Linked DNA regions of Homo sapiens: region 1 is linked to region 2. The links are chromatin contacts, found by Hi-C or POLR2A ChIA-PET in ENCODE. All regions are on one chromosome and are shown on one strand. Each heading gives the region's core, a stretch centred on a gene start or an enhancer-like site at or near the end of the contact. The rest is flanking DNA. Distances are from core to core; before and after follow the strand shown. Region 1 overlaps CARINH (colitis associated IRF1 antisense regulator of intestinal homeostasis). Region 2 holds the start of IL4 (interleukin 4).

Region 1 (2,700 bases), core at 57-2,556, 220 kb before region 2:
TGTGTTATAGTCTTCCCTGCCCTGTAACAGCTCTGTGAAGCAGTACAGTGACATTTAACCTTCTGTTGATCATTCAGAGTCCTCCTTATGAAAATACTTGTTTACCTTGGAATTATTAAGCTATTAAGCTATTACCTTGGAATTATTAAGTAAAGCTATTTGTTCTTCCATAATGAGGACCCCAGTCATTTTGCTGGGATTCTTTAAACCTTTCTTCGTGGCCGCCTCTGTCCCTGGCTGCCTTTCATCCTATGTATTTGTGGTGAGAGTGCCACATTACAGCACGTTAGCTTCTGATGTACTCTTTTCAAATGGCCAGCCCCGGTGACTCTGCCGGGCATTGTTTGTTTGCCACCCCCCCACACATCCCTGCTCCAGTTGATTTTCTGCTCTTTCCCACTCCTCCCAGGATTTGACCTTTGTGGATTCCATCAGCCAGGCTCCAGGTCCCCAAGCTTCCAGTTGGGTTTGGCCAATTGAAGACCCCTCCCCTGACCAGAGGTTGGAGGCTGGGAGGGGAAATGGGAGGTGCTTTATCCCCCCAGCTCCCTCCCTTGCCAGGTCTCAGGTCAATAGTGCCTGTGTTTTTCACCCTAAAACCACAGCTCCTGCCGGCAGTCCCCTCCTACTGGTCTCTCTGGGTTCCAGGAGCCCTCCCACCTCCTCCCTGGGGATTGGTGGTCACAGCTCCCACTGTTGCTGGCTGCAGGATGCTTCACCTTTCCTTGAGGGTTTCTCTTCATCTTGCTCACCCTTGGAAACGGTCCTTTCCTCAGTCTCTCCTGTTACCAGTGGAGTGTGCATCTGTTTCCTGCTGGGACTGTGATCAATACAGCAACCTTTTCTGATTTGCATCTAAAACAAGGATACTCAAGCAGAGAGGGTATCAACATTTAAAAAAATAAAACAAGAATAAATAGTCCCTGAGTGAGCCCTGAGAGACTCTCTTAGGCGAGAGTCTGGGTGTGAGCTTTGTGACTTCTCTAGGCTACGCAAGGGCTTTTGTTTGTTCATGTCGATGTTTTTAACTATAATGCAGATAATAGAGGGCAATAGATTAGTGACTTCTGTACTTACTGGAGTGATTTGAGAAGGAAAATAAGCATGTAAATCAAGGGAAGCCAGGATCACTCACTCTCCTGGTCCCAGTCAGCCCTCGTTTTTGTTTAATTTGTGTATTTCGAAGCACACATATCTCTAGGGAAGAAAATGAAATCAAGAACTCCTCCTGGCCACCGGTTTCCTGAAGCATGAAAAGGAAGCATTTCATAAATGCTTTGTAAAGAAGACAACAGGAAGGGGTAGTGTCACTGGCTGGCAAGAGCTGCTGTTGTGGTATTTCACAGACAAGGGAGGTGACGTGGCACATGGGGGCTGAGGTCCCAGCCAGAGGCCACACAGGCACAGGCCTCAGAGCCCAGGCCTCCCTCTGGCCTGTAGACCCTCAGCCCTACTGGACAGGAGGAAAAGGCCTAGGGGACATTGCCCCCATTTCACAGAGAGGAGGCTGAAGCCAGTGAAGCAGAGAGTTGCAGCTTCAGTGGGGAGACACTGTTATGCCCCGCCTGTCTTATTCATGCTTCTTTTACCTGTAGGGATTTTTTTTTACATGGCTACCCTTGAGTGATAGAGCCTTCATCAGCTTAGCTTGTCCTCTTGCAGCCTACGCCACTCTGTGCCCTTTAGCCAAGGAAGCCCAGCTGAGGCCCCGCAGCGTCCCTGCCCAGCAGAGCTACAGGAGGCCCGAGGCCCCTTCCTGTTCACTCTTGCTCTATAGACGCCACGCTGCAAAGCAGATGTGCAGGGACACCACCTGAAGACCCAGCCTGCAGCTCAGCCCTACACACTGTGGATGGTGGAGATCCCAGAGGGCCAAGAGAAGCTTATTGAGACTTCTCTGCACTGCCCCTCCCACAGCAGGAGGTTCATGGCCCATGCATTTCTGGGAGGGTTGACAGGGCCCAGGTTGTGGAATACCTGTCTGTGAGCCCCATGTCCTGTCTTGTCCCAGCTGCCTGTAGTTTGACAGAGTATGCTAGAGGTCAGCCATTGCTAGGGAGGCTGCCACTAACCACACAGAGAGGAAGGAAAATTCTCAGCCACAGCACTTAGAGCTGAGCCTGACATGGTCCTCAGCAAGATGTTGCAAGTTCCTAATCTGAACACAGAGGCCAGGGAGTAAGCATCATCTGGAGCCCAGAGCTGACTGTCATTACCCACAAACATAAACACCCTGAGTCTGGCCTTCTCCCCACCCTGCCGAGGTTGTCAGAGCCTCAGCACTGGCTCTGCCCTGGGTGGCAGCCCCTGGGAAGCCCAGCTGCCACCTCTCTACAAATGGCCCTGTAGAAGCTGTGCTCAGTGATCCACTTCCTGGGGGGGGCTGGGCCCACCTTGTTGCCATTACACCCCATTACAAACTGATGCAACCAGCTTTCAACAGACACTGCCAAGGAAGATACACATTACAACAGCATGCTGCAATACCTCTGCCTGTGCAAGAGACTGACCCACATCCAAAAAATGGACATCTTCCCACCCCAGTGTCTCACTCCACTGAGCTGGAAGTGGCCTTTGTCAGGACCCTGTGAGGTCTTGAGTGGATCTGCTTTTCCCAAGATATTAAACCAGTGACTTTAAATCCTGGCTGCATATTACCATCATCTGGGATATTAAAAAATACTGATGCCTGGATCTTGC
Region 2 (2,700 bases), core at 34-2,533:
GGGAAGGTTCTGGGAGAAAAGCAGGGGGCAGGCAGGGCCCAAGAATCCTGCTGCCCATGAGCCCTTACTGGGAGGTGGGGTGGCCTTGCACAGGGCCCAGGCACCTGAGTGAGTGGTGGGGTCCTTACGTTCACTGCTGGGGTGAGGCAATGAGCACCTTATTGTGTCCACATGAATTCAATAAAAAACAAGCAGGGCGGGTGGTGGGGCACTGACTAGGAGGGCTGATTTGTAAGTTGGTAAGACTGTAGCTCTTTTTCCTAATTAGCTGAGGATGTGTTTAGGTTCCATTCAAAAAGTGGGCATTCCTGGCCAGGCATGGTGGCTCACACCTGTAATCTCAGAGCTTTGGGAGACTGAGGTAGGAGGATCACTTGAGCCCAGGAATTTGAGATGAGCCTAGGCAACATAGTGAGACTCTTATCTCTATCAAAAAATAAAAATAAAAATGAGCCAGGCATGGTGCGGTGGCACGCACCTACTGCTAGGGGGGCTGAGGTGGGAGGATCACTTGAGCCTGGGAGGTTGAGGCTGCAGTGATCCCTGATCACAACATTGCATTTCAGCCTGGGTGACAGAGTGAGACCCTGTCTCAGAAAAAAAAAAAAAAAAGTCATTCCTGAAACCTCAGAATAGACCTACCTTGCCAAGGGCTTCCTTATGGGTAAGGACCTTATGGACCTGCTGGGACCCAAACTAGGCCTCACCTGATACGACCTGTCCTTCTCAAAACACCTAAACTTGGGAGAACATTGTCCCCCAGTGCTGGGGTAGGAGAGTCTGCCTGTTATTCTGCCTCTATGCAGAGAAGGAGCCCCAGATCAGCTTTTCCATGACAGGACAGTTTCCAAGATGCCACCTGTACTTGGAAGAAGCCAGGTTAAAATACTTTTCAAGTAAAACTTTCTTGATATTACTCTATCTTTCCCCAGGAGGACTGCATTACAACAAATTCGGACACCTGTGGCCTCTCCCTTCTATGCAAAGCAAAAAGCCAGCAGCAGCCCCAAGCTGATAAGATTAATCTAAAGAGCAAATTATGGTGTAATTTCCTATGCTGAAACTTTGTAGTTAATTTTTTAAAAAGGTTTCATTTTCCTATTGGTCTGATTTCACAGGAACATTTTACCTGTTTGTGAGGCATTTTTTCTCCTGGAAGAGAGGTGCTGATTGGCCCCAAGTGACTGACAATCTGGTGTAACGAAAATTTCCAATGTAAACTCATTTTCCCTCGGTTTCAGCAATTTTAAATCTATATATAGAGATATCTTTGTCAGCATTGCATCGTTAGCTTCTCCTGATAAACTAATTGCCTCACATTGTCACTGCAAATCGACACCTATTAATGGGTCTCACCTCCCAACTGCTTCCCCCTCTGTTCTTCCTGCTAGCATGTGCCGGCAACTTTGTCCACGGACACAAGTGCGATATCACCTTACAGGAGATCATCAAAACTTTGAACAGCCTCACAGAGCAGAAGGTGAGTACCTATCTGGCACCATCTCTCCAGATGTTCTGGTGATGCTCTCAGTATTTCTAGGCATGAAAACGTTAACAGCTGCTAGAGAAGTTGGAACTGGTGGTTGGTGGCAGTCCAGGGCACACAGCGAGGCTTCTCCCCTGCCACTCTTTTTTCTGAGGGTTTGTAGGAAGTTTCCTCAGTTGGAGGGAGTGAGAGCTGCTCATCAAGGACTTCTCTGTCCGGTTGGAGGTTAACTCTGTCTCTTGCTCTCTCATTTCTGCCTGGACCAAGACTCTGTGCACCGAGTTGACCGTAACAGACATCTTTGCTGCCTCCAAGGTAAGAAGCCGTCCCACGGTCTGTTTTAGCAAATGGGGAGATCCATCCCCAAATGTCTGAACAAGAAACTTGTCTAATGGAAAACGAGCGGGCCCAAATTAACTCTAAGGTGTTAGATGTTTTCAAAGAACGAGAAGTCTGATCTTTACTCTTAAGCATGTTTTGGTCTTTCTGGTTTCACTTGATTTAGAAGACATGTAATAGAAAGCTTACATGCTGTAGTCCTGACTCAGATCCTGGTCAAAGAAAAGCCCTCTTGGGTTTTACTTAGCTTTGGCATAGTGCCTGGAACGTAGGAGGCACTCAATAAATGCCTGTTGAATGAGAGAATTTTTCTGGCCCATACATTTCTGAAAAACCAAATACTCTCACAGAAACAGATATTGAGATGACAGGTTGAGGGAGCTTTCATTTTGTCTAAGAGACTTCCTATGGCAACAGAAAAGGTATCGCCAGAGCCCCTCCTCTTCCACAGCCTGGCCACCTAACAGCCCTCTGGGTTCCGGGGCTGGCCGTCCAGAGCTCCTCAGCTTGCTCTGGCCGGCCGAACTCCCCTCCAGCTCGGTCTGGAACCATCCTGCTGGGCAGCGTCCAGCACATCCCTGCTTCGGGCTGCCTGGGCACCTCGCCTCTCTGCCTCCTGTGCTGCCTCACCCCCACCCCTCTATCTGTAGTGGGAGGAGATAGATTTGACAGCTGATAGTGCATTTTCTCTGACAAACACATGACTACAGCCGTATCAATAGTTTTGTGCATTTCAGTTCCTGTTTTCATGGAAACACACGGCTGAGAATGAAAGCCCCAAAGCCTCAATTTCACAGTGGTCTCCTAACTACCTGCTTTCCATGCAAACTAGGGAGATGATATGGCCAGGAGTGAAGCCCTGTGTGTTGGGCAGG

What was found. Hi-C counts contacts between places; a loop is a spot of excess contacts on that map. ChIA-PET counts read pairs that join two places held with the same protein, here RNA polymerase II (POLR2A). Pooled maps may share reads with other maps.
Region 1: a loop to region 2 is called in a pooled map, with 2.7 times the contacts of the local background. The contact joins the enhancer-like site here to the promoter of IL4 in region 2. A Hi-C loop is called at or near these places in 6 of 37 single-sample maps with no recorded cell type and 6 of 50 pooled maps. POLR2A ChIA-PET finds 5 or more read pairs at or near these places in 1 of 52 experiments (activated CD4-positive, alpha-beta memory T cell).

The regions. Positions count from the first base shown.
Region 1 is chr5:132,455,350-132,458,049 of GRCh38, forward strand. All of the region lies in intron 3 of CARINH (colitis associated IRF1 antisense regulator of intestinal homeostasis), which reads left to right. Among named protein-coding and RNA genes, the nearest start is that of LINC02863, 30 kb to the left of the region's middle. RefSeq lists a silencer at 593-785 and enhancers at 1,064-1,734, 1,735-2,404, 2,332-2,561. Within about 2 kb of position 1,307, at least 30 of the 41 ENCODE cell types and tissues checked have a DNase peak (open chromatin) inside an H3K27ac peak, as active enhancers do.
Region 2 is chr5:132,672,706-132,675,405 of GRCh38, forward strand. It overlaps IL4 (interleukin 4), which reads left to right and starts at 1,284. Exons shown (of 4, transcript NM_000589.4): 1 at 1,284-1,480; 2 at 1,754-1,801. The coding sequence starts at 1,346.